Regions from separate parts of the Homo sapiens genome. Here all the other regions are linked to region 2. Evidence: chromatin contacts called from ENCODE Hi-C or POLR2A ChIA-PET data. All regions are on one chromosome and are shown on one strand. Each heading gives the region's core, a stretch centred on a gene start or an enhancer-like site at or near the end of the contact. The rest is flanking DNA. Distances are from core to core; before and after follow the strand shown. Region 1 has its middle 19 kb from the start of LINC02997. Region 2 has its middle 23 kb from the start of TILRLS. Region 3 has its middle 190 kb from the start of LINC02219.

The links. A loop is a pair of places that touch in the nucleus more often than their neighbours do. ChIA-PET counts read pairs that join two places held with the same protein, here RNA polymerase II (POLR2A). Pooled maps may share reads with other maps.
Region 1: a map of Calu3 shows a loop between it and region 2 (10-fold over the local background). The contact joins two enhancer-like sites. A Hi-C loop is called at or near these places in 2 of 168 maps with a recorded cell type or tissue (Calu3 and HepG2) and 6 of 50 pooled maps.
Region 3: a loop to region 2 is called in a map of endothelial cell of umbilical vein, with 4 times the contacts of the local background. The contact joins two enhancer-like sites. A Hi-C loop is called at or near these places in 2 of 168 maps with a recorded cell type or tissue (endothelial cell of umbilical vein and esophagus muscularis mucosa) and 2 of 50 pooled maps. POLR2A ChIA-PET finds 5 or more read pairs at or near these places in 1 of 52 experiments (MCF 10A).

The regions. Positions count from the first base shown.
Region 1 is chr5:67,772,212-67,776,225 of GRCh38, forward strand. No RefSeq gene overlaps it. Among named protein-coding and RNA genes, the nearest start is that of LINC02997, 19 kb to the right of the region's middle. RefSeq lists a silencer at 1,970-2,264. Within about 2 kb of position 1,325, at least 9 of the 41 ENCODE cell types and tissues checked have a DNase peak (open chromatin) inside an H3K27ac peak, as active enhancers do.
Region 2 is chr5:67,242,981-67,246,967 of GRCh38, forward strand. No RefSeq gene overlaps it. Among named protein-coding and RNA genes, the nearest start is that of TILRLS, 23 kb to the right of the region's middle. Within about 2 kb of position 1,696, at least 7 of the 41 ENCODE cell types and tissues checked have a DNase peak (open chromatin) inside an H3K27ac peak, as active enhancers do; they include endothelial cell of umbilical vein, where a contact is called at or near this core.
Region 3 is chr5:67,996,160-68,000,374 of GRCh38, forward strand. No RefSeq gene overlaps it. Among named protein-coding and RNA genes, the nearest start is that of LINC02219, 190 kb to the right of the region's middle. Within about 2 kb of position 2,917, at least 17 of the 41 ENCODE cell types and tissues checked have a DNase peak (open chromatin) inside an H3K27ac peak, as active enhancers do; they include endothelial cell of umbilical vein, where a contact is called at or near this core.

The DNA of each region.
Region 1 (4,014 bases), core at 75-2,574, 530 kb after region 2:
GAATACAGACATAGTTTGCTCCTGAGAGAAACACAGCTGAAGAGGAATTATAAATGATTGACTAGAGTACCATAATGATGTGAAGCAGCCCTGGCAGTCAGCATGGAAAGAAGGAAAGGAACCGTAGCAGCATTGTAGGAAAAAAAAAAAAAGGATTCCAAAATAGGTTCCAATATGGCTCTCAGGGTCTGATGTGGCTCCTTTCCTAGCTGTGTGATCCTGGAGAAATCATTTAGCCTCTCTGAAATTCACTCAGCTTCAATATTTTCATCCACAAAATAAGAATACTAGCTGGGATAATCTTTCAGCTACCTTCAACTCTAAAATTATTATCTTCCTCTTACCTTTTATGATTCTAAAATCTTGGGAGGAAGAGTTGGGAAAGTATTCACTAAAATCTAAAACTAAACAGCTTCAATTTTCACCAGTGATCATTTACACAGTACAGGAGGGCAAGAGGGAGGGTGTCTGCATTGAGTTAGTTTTGTTGATGCAATGAACAGTGCAGAGGGCAGGGGAGCAGGTAGGATATTCCTTCCTTCCACTATCTTTAAAAATAATAACAATACTACCTTATAGTTGTATTCTGTGTTATTCTTTTAGAAATTCTTGCAAATCCCTTGCCGTCTTTGATATTTATAGCAATTAGGTGAAATGGGCAAGAAAGTTTTTTCGTTTTTGTTTTTGTTTCACCAATGACAAATTCAGAGAGTTTAAATGAGTTTCTTAGAGTTGTAGAGCTGGTTAATGATAGGGCTGGGACTAGATTTTTGGTCTCTAGAACACTGGGGTTGGGTATTTGCTTTTGGGTACCTTTTGGAACAGTCTTCCCAGCAGTATCCAGAAACATGAGGAAGCTGCCTGGTTGTCACAATCCCAAATGACCTCAAAAAGAGGATGCAGCTTCTCAGATTGGACTGTATTTGTCTTTGGTCAACTCATAAGTATCTTTTGGTAAGAGCCTCCAAAATAGGGTGTAAACACCCTGGAGGTATACAAGGTGATGCATTAGGGTGCAGAGGAAAAATACTAAGAAAATTGCTATTTGCATTCATTTTTCATCTTTTTAAATCTAATTTTTGTGTGTTTTATGTTACATAATATATTAGCATAAAGTATCAGAATAGGCAGTACATGAGGATAACTTACAAATGGGGTATATGTTGTACTGATTTAATCCATGATCAAAACTATTTCAAGACTATGTTTTAGAAAATTGAGGGAAAGGCCTGAAGGGTGAATCATATGGCTGTTAACAGGAGTCTTCTCTTGCTCTTATCCCCTAAGATGACTCAGGGAAAATGGGAAAGGTTGTGGAAAAGACCAGGTTCAATCAGAATCTTGAAGAACATCCAGAGAAGTAGATGAGCAAATGGAACAGCTCTGACCAAATTAGGGCGGCCGGTCACATGCTTCCCACCAACACAAAGGTCTCTTTGTTTTCTGCACACACACTGCAGTTCTTTGTCAATTATAATCAACGATTCCATTCAGCTCTTCTTGCCACCACTTCTCTCCTGTCTTTCTAGTCTGCTGGGCAATAAATGTAAGGTAAAACTTCACAAGACCTTTAAAAGATAAGGTTGAAAGAGAAAAATACATCCTAATCAATGAACCTACCCAGAGGAAATAACTGGGGGATTATTCATAACTTACAACTTAGTTGCCAACTAATTTTTGGTGTTGAAGATCATTGTACTATACTGGGTAAGTTTACAAAACAGAAAAGGAATAATGGTGAGGAGAAAAATTATTACCTCTTGTCTATGGACTCCAGGAAGTGCACCCAAGATTATTAAGTTATTAACACAGAGACAAAGAAGGAGTGGTATGTAATATCAGATAAGTAAGTACTCTTTCTACAGTGGCAAGTAGAAAGTCATCTCTCAGGGTTAATATTTGGGACTTTTCAAGGAAAGAGAGAGCTGTAGAAGGGGTAAAAGGTTTCCTTACACATACAAATATTATAGGGCAAAAGGAGCCAACCTAAGGATTTTGCTCACAGTATGCCTGTGTCATTAAACCACTTTCTTTACTTGCAATTGTTGGCAGACATCAAAGCCACTGGATCACTGTTATGATATTTCATAACAGCACAGACCATAGGCGTCGTCTCATGCAATTCTGGTGTGCCTAACACAGTCCTGCCAGGAAGGCATCTGAAGGCTTCCAAGCCTGAGCTTTCTGAATTTTGAGTGTGGTACTGTGGAAAGTGCTGGATTTGAGGGGTGAAGGGAGGCCAAGGTCTTTGGTTTCTTGTTCCACTTCTGTCATTAAATTCCTTGGGTGGACTTCTTAATCTCATTTTATAGAGCAAATTCATTATAGAGAAAATTATGAGAAAGTTTCTTTCTCATCTGTGGCATTTATTTATTCATCAAACATTGTTGTATTTCCTATGTTTCAACACAATATTAAATGCCAGAAATACTAGTATTTAAAAAATACTTTTTCTCAGAGGGCACACAGTCTAAATAAAAAGATAAGACACATACAATTATGGTTAACTCAGTATAGAGCAATATATGAATGAAGACAAACAAGTGATATCTTAGTAAATGCTATTAAACGTCTTAAAGGAAAAGAAAAAGTTATCTTGTAATGCAAAAAAAAAAAAAAAAAACCCCACAAAGTTATCATGGTTTCCCTCTGGCATCCTCTTCCGCTTTGCTTTGTTCTGGCACCCATCTTTGCTGGATCCCATTGGCGTACAGATGAGAAGAGTAGAAAAGAGCACACAGCTTAAAATCACAGAACTGTGACTTCTCCTTTTTTCTCTATTCTAGAGTGTGCCTGCAGCATGCATTCATTACTGCATCTGATGGAAGCACAAAGGGAGAGACAAAGATGCAGAGAACAATGGTAAACAATTGGTGAAATGTGTTGGCAAATTGAGTCCAATGCTGTCTGTAACAAATGGCAGCTATTTTGTGTGTGTGTCATCTAAATAAAAATAAGGTGGATTAACAAACAACTGTATCTGGCCGAGGGAAGACTGCCGCCATTTTCTTAATAAATCAGTTATTGTGTGATTTATAATAAACTATTTGGACTACTTTCCTACCATGTATTTCCAGTAGAGGGATTTAGAAAGCTAATTTTAAGGCCAGGCATGGTGGCTTATGCCTGTAATCGCAGCACTTTGGGAGGCTGAGGCGGTTGGATCGCTTGAGGTCAGGAGTTTGAGACCAGCCTGGCCAACATGGTGAAACCCCATCTCTACTAAAAATACAAAAATTAGCTGGAAATCACTTGAACCTGGGAGATGGAGGTTGCAGTGAGCTGAGATCATGCCATTGCACTCCAGCCTGGGAGACAGAGCAAGATTCAGTTTCAAAAATAATAGTAATAATAGTAATAATAATAATGATAATAATAATAATAATAATAAAGGAAAGCTATTTTTTTTTTTTTTGAGATGGAGTATCACTCTGTCACCCAGGCTGGAGTGCAGTGGTGCTATCTCAGCTCACTGCAACCTCTGCCTCCCAGGTTCAAACGATTCTCCTGCCTCAGCCTCCTGAGTAGCTGGGATTACAGGCATCCAACACCATGCCCGGCTAATTTTTGTGTTTTGTATTGTTGGTCAGGCTGGTCTTGAATTCCTGACCTCGTGATCTGCCTGCCTTGGCCTCCCAAAGTGCTGGGATTACAGGCGTGAGCCACCGAGTCTGGCCAAGGAAAACTAATATGAACAATCACTATGGTGACACTATTTTCTAACTAAAATATGCTGATACATGGTTTAATAAAACTCACTTTTCTCTGGCCTTCAACTCTGTCTATACACAGTATCCTCTAAAAGTCTAAGGGTTAAAACCTACCTGGTGAATTACATACCTGAAAAGACCAAAACTTTCTAAAACGTATAATATCTAAAAATCTAAGACATGGAGTATTATTCTTATTACTCTTTGCATTTTTTAATTTAATGTAGCCTAAATCAATTAGAATTCTGATAATTTGAAAAGAAATGTGAATCAGTCAATTATTGTTATGTTGTGTTGTTTGTTT
Region 2 (3,987 bases), core at 446-2,945:
GGAGCACGAGGTCAGGAGATCGAGACCATCCTGGCTAACATGGTGAAACCCCGTCTCTACTAAAAATACACACACACACACAAAATTAGCCAGGTGTGGTGGCAGTCGCCTGTAGTCCCAGCTACTTGGGAGGCTGAGGCAGGAGAATGGCGTGAACCCGGGAGGTGGAGCTTACAGTGAGCCGAGATTGCGCCACTGCACTCCAGCCTGGGCGACAGAGTGAGACTGCGTCTCAAAAAAAAAAAAAAAAAAAAATCAGCTTTACTCAGTTAACTTTTTCTTAGATTTAGAGATGTTTGGAAACTATTTGCAAGGCTCATAAAATAAACACTAAATAAAGATGGTATAGAAAACAAGTAAATAGGGTGGCATCCATTATATTGTATGTAAATGTGCTATAAAGTATGAAGTGTTTTGTGAATTAGGCATTCTTCTTTCTTCAGTCAGGAGACAGACTCAGACAATTGCTTAGTTTTGATAAAACATTTCTCCATAATTCTACAGCTGTGTCTTAGATGGTAACTGAATAGTAATGTTTTGATTACAGCTTTGCAGATGTTGAGGCCCTAGACACAGCAGCTTTCTTCAATCAAGTGGTGAGTCCCTAGAAGACACTTGTCTTTCCTGTAGGTCAGTGCAAGGATCTTGAGCATGAAACCCTACGCTCAGAGCAGTGAGCTGGAAGGCTTGCTCCAGTGTGTGTGTGTATGTTTGCATTTGTGTGAGTGTGTGTGCATGTGTCTGTGCCTGCATGTGTGTATGTTTCTTTCTGTGTAAGCACAAAGTATGGATTCCAGTGTAATTATTTTATATACCACCATCTTTGGATTACAAATAGAAAAATGACATTTCTTTTGGGAATGGAGAGTATTGGACAGTGAAATGGATATCTGAAACCCTGTGCATTACCAATCGCTTAAACTACAGAATTTGTGTATCTTTTGCAGCTAGAAGAGACATTCAAGTTCACTCAGTGTTACAGATCTAGATCGTTTCTAACAGACAGCGGCACTAGAACCAGGCCTTTGGAGGCCCCTTCTCATGGTCCTTCTGGCATATCACACAGCCTTCTCTTAATGATCCTGCTTTTAAACCAGAGGTCAGCAACCTTTTTCTGTAAAGGGCAAGATAGTAAATTATTTTGGCTTTGTAGGCCAATGGTCTCTGTTGCAGTTGCTCAACTCTGCCCTTGTTGTGCGAAAGCAGTGGTAGAGGATACTTAAATAAACGAGTGTGGCTGTGTTCCAATAAAGGTTTATTTACAAACATAGGTATAGGTCTGACTTGGCCCACAATCTGTAGTTTCCTGAACCCAGTTTTATACCATTGAAGTTATGACAATTTCTGTTTGATGGTCACTAACAGGCTATTGGGTCTTAGAAAGTCAAAGCTACCATCTAGCCTGGTGGTAAGGTGAGCTGTTGCATCACAGTCCCCATGACTTGGCTTCTTTCCAGACCTGGGTATGCTCAGATCTCCAGCAGCCAGGAGAGTGGGCCTGGCTCCCACAGTACTCCAGTTTCCAAAAGGAATCACACATTCCCTTCCTGTGCAGATAAAAGAACAATTGGACCATGAGAGAACTTACTGGAAAGTAATGCAGGATCACCAGGAAGGAACAGGAATTCACTCCTCGGTCACAGTCTTCATAGTCTGATTGGGAGTCAATCAGGTCTAAAAAGGTCAGTGAGAATGTATGTCTGACTTTGGCAGGCTTCCAGCGCCTTACAGTCATGGAATAGTTTGTTGGGTTGTAGTTTTTTCCAGAGCCTATTCAGAGCTTCCTTTGGCTGCTCTATCCATGTCGGCTTCCTCACACCGCCACCCCACCACTATTTTCCCCTCACTTATTGTCTGTCAATGCAAAGCTATTGTTCCCGTTAACTAAAATCACCAATAAACAAATATTTTTTTTCTCTCCATTTCATCTTCCATAAAACTTGACTTTCAGGTCCTTTCCCCTGTACCCTCGTCTCTGGGAGCTGGTCCCAGGTCTCAGGCCCTAGAAAGCAAACATCTTCCATAAAAGGTCAGTGCAGAGAGTTTAGGTGAAACCTTATGCTGATGCAAATGGGCTAGATGATTGCTCTGGTGATTGTGTAGATTAATGTGTGTACATGTGTGTGTGTACGTGTGTGTCTGTGTGTCTGATTCTGACCTTTAAATTAGGCTTCTTCCCTGGGCCCCTGCTGAAGGAATTTCTTTCAGCAGCCTGGGTGCCATTGGTTAGCCTCCAGGTAGACATTATCTCTTCATTGTTGTCAAGTCTTCATTCTGTCCCTCCCATTTTTCACCATGTGAATCCACCTTATGATCTGTTTCAAAGTTGAACAAGATGAGAACTTTCAAAGGCTGGATGAAGAATGGAATTTTCAATGAATTTAATGACCTAATTCTCAAAAAGGTACATACAAAAAAAAAAAATTAAAAAGATATCTGCAGTTACTTGTTCTTTTTTTTTTTTTTTTGCCCTGATTGCATCATCTCTAAAGTTGCCTTTCTTGATGATCAACTGGCGAGATCTGTAAAGGGGCATAAGTTGCTAATGGGTCCTTGGAGTTGAAGTGATTTAGGGAAAAAAAATCCTACATTATTATTATTTTCCCCAAGTAGCACTCTGATGCCTGGGGAGAGGGATGCTGGTAGCTGTGTGAGAAGCGGCAGAAATGAGGAAGGAAGGAAGGAAGGAAGGAAGGAAGGAAGGAAGGAAGGAGGGAGGGAATATTTGATTATTTCTTCATAAACAACCAATTCCTTTAGCACCTGCTATGGTTCCTGCCGCTGTGAGAGGAATATCAATGGCTTCAATATTCCATTGTTTGTGACTGAGAAGCATTTGCCTGCTGTACTGGGCTGCTTAGTTTTTTCAGACTGGCCACAAGGCAGAAAATGTGGCAGATATATAAAAGGAAAATGTTGGCCAACATGCCCTACATCAGGTGAGTTTTCTGTCTAAAGCCCATTTTGGAGTTACTGCCTCTCCCCTTTTTGTTTCTTCACAGCCTTTTGTTGATTTTTAGTTACATTTCTTTCCCCTGATGAGTGGCATACCCTTAAGTGTGCAGGTTCTACTGTTCTGCTCACATTAACACTTCTGTTAGTTTTTTTGTAATAGCCTACTTTGTTTTGATAAAATCATTACTTTCTTCAGCAACACTAATGCAAAGGAATGATTCATGAATACAAATGAAAGAAACAGCTCACAAAACAGGAGAAAAGGTGAGGAAAGAGAAGTTATGTTGGGTACTTGAAGTAGATCATTACCACCAGGTGGCGCTATTAAAACACCTCATTTTAAAATCCTAAACAGGGTTGCAAATAAGGAAAATGCAAAATTAGAGTCCTTCACAGAGAAAATACTTTTTATCAAAGAGAGACAGAGTGTGCGTGTGTGTGTGTATGTGTGTGTGTGTTTAGAACATAATTGTTTTAGGAAGAAGTAAATATTATGGGAAGTGGTGATACTTTTTAGAAAGGTGGCTCACAATTGATATTCTTGTAAGTTAAATACTAAAGCTTTTGAATATAAATATATTTAATTCCAGCTAGACCTTTTCTAGAATCTTCTGAAGCATGACATTGTAGACATCAGAAAGATGGTTTACTTTTACCATTCCACAACCCACTTTCATTCTACATAGAGAGCTTGCACAGTGGGGGCATTTATGTGAAAACAATTAGTACCCCATTAGGGGAAACATGAAGCCTGCAGGTCTGAGATGTTCTTGACTGCTTTGGGAACTTGGCATGTAGAAAGCTGGTAAATTAATACTCCGTGGAAGAGGATTCTTTACTTTAAAACATGTTGTCTATTATGTGACTCCGTGCTGCTGGTACCATTGTTATTTAAAGTAGACATTTTCATGTTTGTGCATTCTGTATGTGCATAGGGTATCCATTTACTGACAGAGAGATGAAAAGCTGATAATTCACATGTTTGTACATCAAAGATAGGGTGTTGATATAATGGTCCAGATAATCTTACAC
Region 3 (4,215 bases), core at 1,667-4,166, 750 kb after region 2:
ATCAAAACCAGGTGAAGGAAAAGCACTTAGAGCTTGTTTACTGAGTGTTCCTGGTGTTACTCTCTTTTCCTTTTATGATGGCCTCATGCTAAATGGTATACATTACTGTTTATTTATTGCTTTGTAACATTTATAGCAAAAAAAAGGGGGGGGGAGAAATAAGTTGACATAAAACCATCATTCCTGTCCCTAAAAGAGAAAAAATTGTTATTTTGTAGAAAGAAATTCTGAACTGAATGACAAATCCCAATCTCCAAATCACCTTATCCTTTGTGACTCTTCCCAGCTGATTGTGGAGGACAAATGATTTGTAAAGCTATTGGGTCACTAACAGACACTTTTCATGACTTCTCTCACACACTGTTAATTTCACGCACAAAATGTGAGGGCCTCTGATTCAGGACAACATTCAGTTTCCTCCACCACACACCTGACCAAGCCAGCCAGAGACTGCCCCAGATTGCCCGACAGCAGTGACCGGCTCCCCGGCCTCCTGGCCATTCTGCTCTGTTGTCCCCTCAGCCTGTGCTGCTTCAGGCCAGGTGGTGTTTGGTTTCTCCCACCCACTTCTGTTCTTATCTCTTCATCACCAACCACAAAATGGGATTCTGTCCCAAACTGTAAGTGGAATGGGGAACTCAAGAGCCGACGGTGGGCAGTCACTGCCTCATCTGAGAGCAGCCTGGAAGGCCAACTAGGAAGGTTCCGCATCTCTGCCATGGACGACGCCCGTGCTACGGGTCATGCTGTGTCTTGGAAGAAAGCCAAGAAGAGGCAAGGCCTCCTGGGTTAAAAGGCCTCCTGGGTTAAAAGGTGTTTAAAGAGGAATGTCAAACCCTGGTGTGATCAGGGCTGATGACACCTTGAGGAGCTGCTGAAAGATGGGGGGAGCAGGGCCATGAGTCAGGAAGGTCTACCCATTTTGAAGCAGGACACCAGTCAGGGGCTGGAATATTGGGTACAAGCCTATTCCCTCAGAGGATGACAGTGAATAGCTATGTCACATGCCAAGATGGCTTACATTAACAGCATAATTAAACCCCAAGAAGGAAAACAAAATGCAGTTCAGGAAACCAAGGCAGAAGAGGCTCAGGTGTATGGCCTGGGACATGGCTTGGGAAGGGCAGGTGATTGCACAGTGATGGCTGTGAGATGCCAAGAGTTCATCCCTGGCATGTGGACTCTGGGCTCAGGGAAGCCAGACTAATTCTAGACCCCAACATGTAGGTACTGAGCCAACTGATATTTGTCCACCTGGGTCAGGAATTGCTCCAAGACTAGGCAGGGCTGAGCTTCCAGGGTGAGGATTCTCAGGACTGCAGCCTGAGCGGCTGGGGAAGGCAAGTACTGACCATCAGGAATCTTCAAAGCTTGGGGAACCTGGGTTTCCTTCCCAGAATTGGGAAATAAATTTATTCTACAGTGGAGGTCGAACCAAGTATGCCTATTCTAAAATTAAAAAATAAAGACCCCAAACACCTTCCACTATAAGAGGTAGAAAAGATAGTTTCCTTTGTTGATAATTTTATGTTGGAGCTATGAAACTGCTATTTTTATACATAAAAAATTCACCCAATATTGGCAATTTCACAGGATTCCATCTTAGTAAATGTCCTACAAGCCTTGGACAATGTGAACTCTTTCCGTGGGAAATGCAGTGACCATTTCAAATCGTTGGGTAGTGAACTTTCCTGGTGGCTTTGTTTCCTCTACTGTAAAATGTGTAAAATCCACACTGATCATCCTTCAGCAGAATTGCTTCAAAACATAATAATGAAAATAATAATCAGTCACTGAAAGAGAACATGAGGTCATGCTAGAGAATGTGAGGTTATTGTCATGCTAACTTTATGCATTGAATATTATAATAACACTCTTCTGTATGTCATCACAATTAAGACTAGTGTTTATGAAAACAAGCCATCAATGTCATGTCTTTCCACTCTTTTCCCCAATTCATTACTACTTCTTGGCATCCAGGTGCCCTCCCTCTGGGTGCAGGCCAATCATTTTGGAACAGAGGTTACTCAGAACCAGGCTTGTCTCTAGTGGCCTCCTGGGTGTCTTGTGTCTAGTGATCCTTGGCACCCTGCAGCCTTAGCTCACCTTCTGTATCACAAAGACAGGGGTATCAAAGGGCAAAGGGGGAAAGTCTAAAAGGAAGCTCTTAGAACTTTCGCTGGGTGCGGTGGCTCACATCTGTAATCGCAACACTTTGGGAGGCAGAGGTGGGCAGAGCACTTGAGGTCAGGAGTTCGAGACCAGCCGCCTGGCCAACAGAGTGAAACCCTGTCTCTACTAAAAATGCAAAAATTAGCCAGGCATGGTGGTGCATACCTGTAATCCCAGCTACTCGGGAGGCTGAGGCAGGAGAATCGCTTGAACCCAGGAGGCAGAGGTTGCAGTGAGCCGAGATCGTGCCACCGTACTCCAGCCTGTGCAACAGAGTGAGACGCTGTCTCAAAAAAAAAAAAAAGAAAAAGAAAAAAAAGAAAGCAAAAGAAAAAAAAAAAAGAACTTTCCAGGCCAGAAAAGAATCTCCCTTCTAGGCAGGAACAAACCCCTGTCATCACCCACTGTGTTCCCTGCTTACGCACACCCTGGGACACAGGAAAGGCATGTTAAAGCCAGTGGCCCTGCGTGGATTGTTCCTCTTATTTGTTTACATAACCCATGACAGATGCCAAGTCAAGCAGTGGAGGAAGAGCAGGCAGCACAGAGTGTCACTCAGATGAGCCCTTCCCTGCCCTTGCCTTTTCCACTTTCCATGAGGAGGCCAGCAGACACTTTGGGGCTGCTGTAAACCTTCAGTTAAATGGCAGCTCAGTGACAATGACAGCAAAGCTGCATTCCCCCATGGCAGACACGCCATGTGGGCACTTCCTCAGGTCTGCTGGGAAAATCGGAGCGTCATGTGCAGACCCTGCTGGAGGCACAGCAGGAAGTGACCAGGCACAGGCTGGGCAGTCCTTCTTCCGCCCCTGAGTCACTGCCACATGCATGAGAAGGGAACTCAGTGCAGGCTAGACAGAAAAGGTGGAGGCTCAGGCAAGAGGATCAGGAAGACATTTAGATAAAGAGGATGACGAAGTTAACACAACACCCACAACCCCACGCACACAGAGATTTACACTCACACACGCACTTGGCATCTGTCCTCAGTGAAGAGCAATTAAAGACACACCCCCTCAGATTCAAACAAGCAAGCATTAAACGGATTGCAATTATTCTGGAACAAACATAATTCCAATTTGTGTTCCCAGTATCTATGCAGCAAACCCGAATTTCCTAAACTAGCACCAACTTCCTTTTACTACACCCACACCTACTTTCCTATTTCAATACGGTCCCCAAGATACATGGAATTTGGAAATATATCAATCCCATTCTTTTCTCCTTGCATTGACTTTTTCCATTCCTCCCAATCTTCCAGAAAATATTTGGCCTCTCTCTCTAAATCTATTCCTGGATTCATGCAATAAGTATTTTTTGAGTATAGTGAGTAGCTGTTACATGCCAGGCACTGTACTAAGTGATAGGAACACAGCAATATGCAGAAGACACCAGAGCCCTGTTCCCACAGAGTCTGTTATCTTAATGCAAATTCCTATTTCTTTTCTTTTTTTTTTTTCTTTTTGAGATGGAGTTTCACTCTTGTTGCCCAGGTTGGAGTGCAGTAGCATGATCTCAGCTCACTGAAACCTATGCCTCCTGGGTTCAAGCCATTCTTCTGCGTCAGCCTCCTGAGTAGCTAGGATTACAGGTGCCTGCCACCACGCCCAGCTAATTTTTTGTATTTTTAGTAGAGATGGGGTTTCACCATGTTGGCCAGGCTGGTCTCGAACTCCTAACCTCAGGTGATCCACCGGCCTTGGCCTCCCAAAGTGCCGGGATTACAAGCATGAGCCACCGCGTCCAGCCGCAAATTCCTATTTCGAGTATGTCCTCTTCCATCTCTTAACTCATGGCAAAATTGCCCATACCAATATTTGGCAATTAATACTCTGCTTTATTTTTGTTCATTGTTCTATTGTATTGTTATTTAACACTTTATAGGTATCTACATGGTCTTATTAAATGAACTCTACAAGATCTATGAGGACAAAGACCTCATTTAAATTTTTCTTTGTATTTAATAGCTGTCTTGGGGAGCATGGTGAAAATGAAAATATGTAACAAGATAATAAGAAAGAATGGAGGTCTTATCATTCCTTA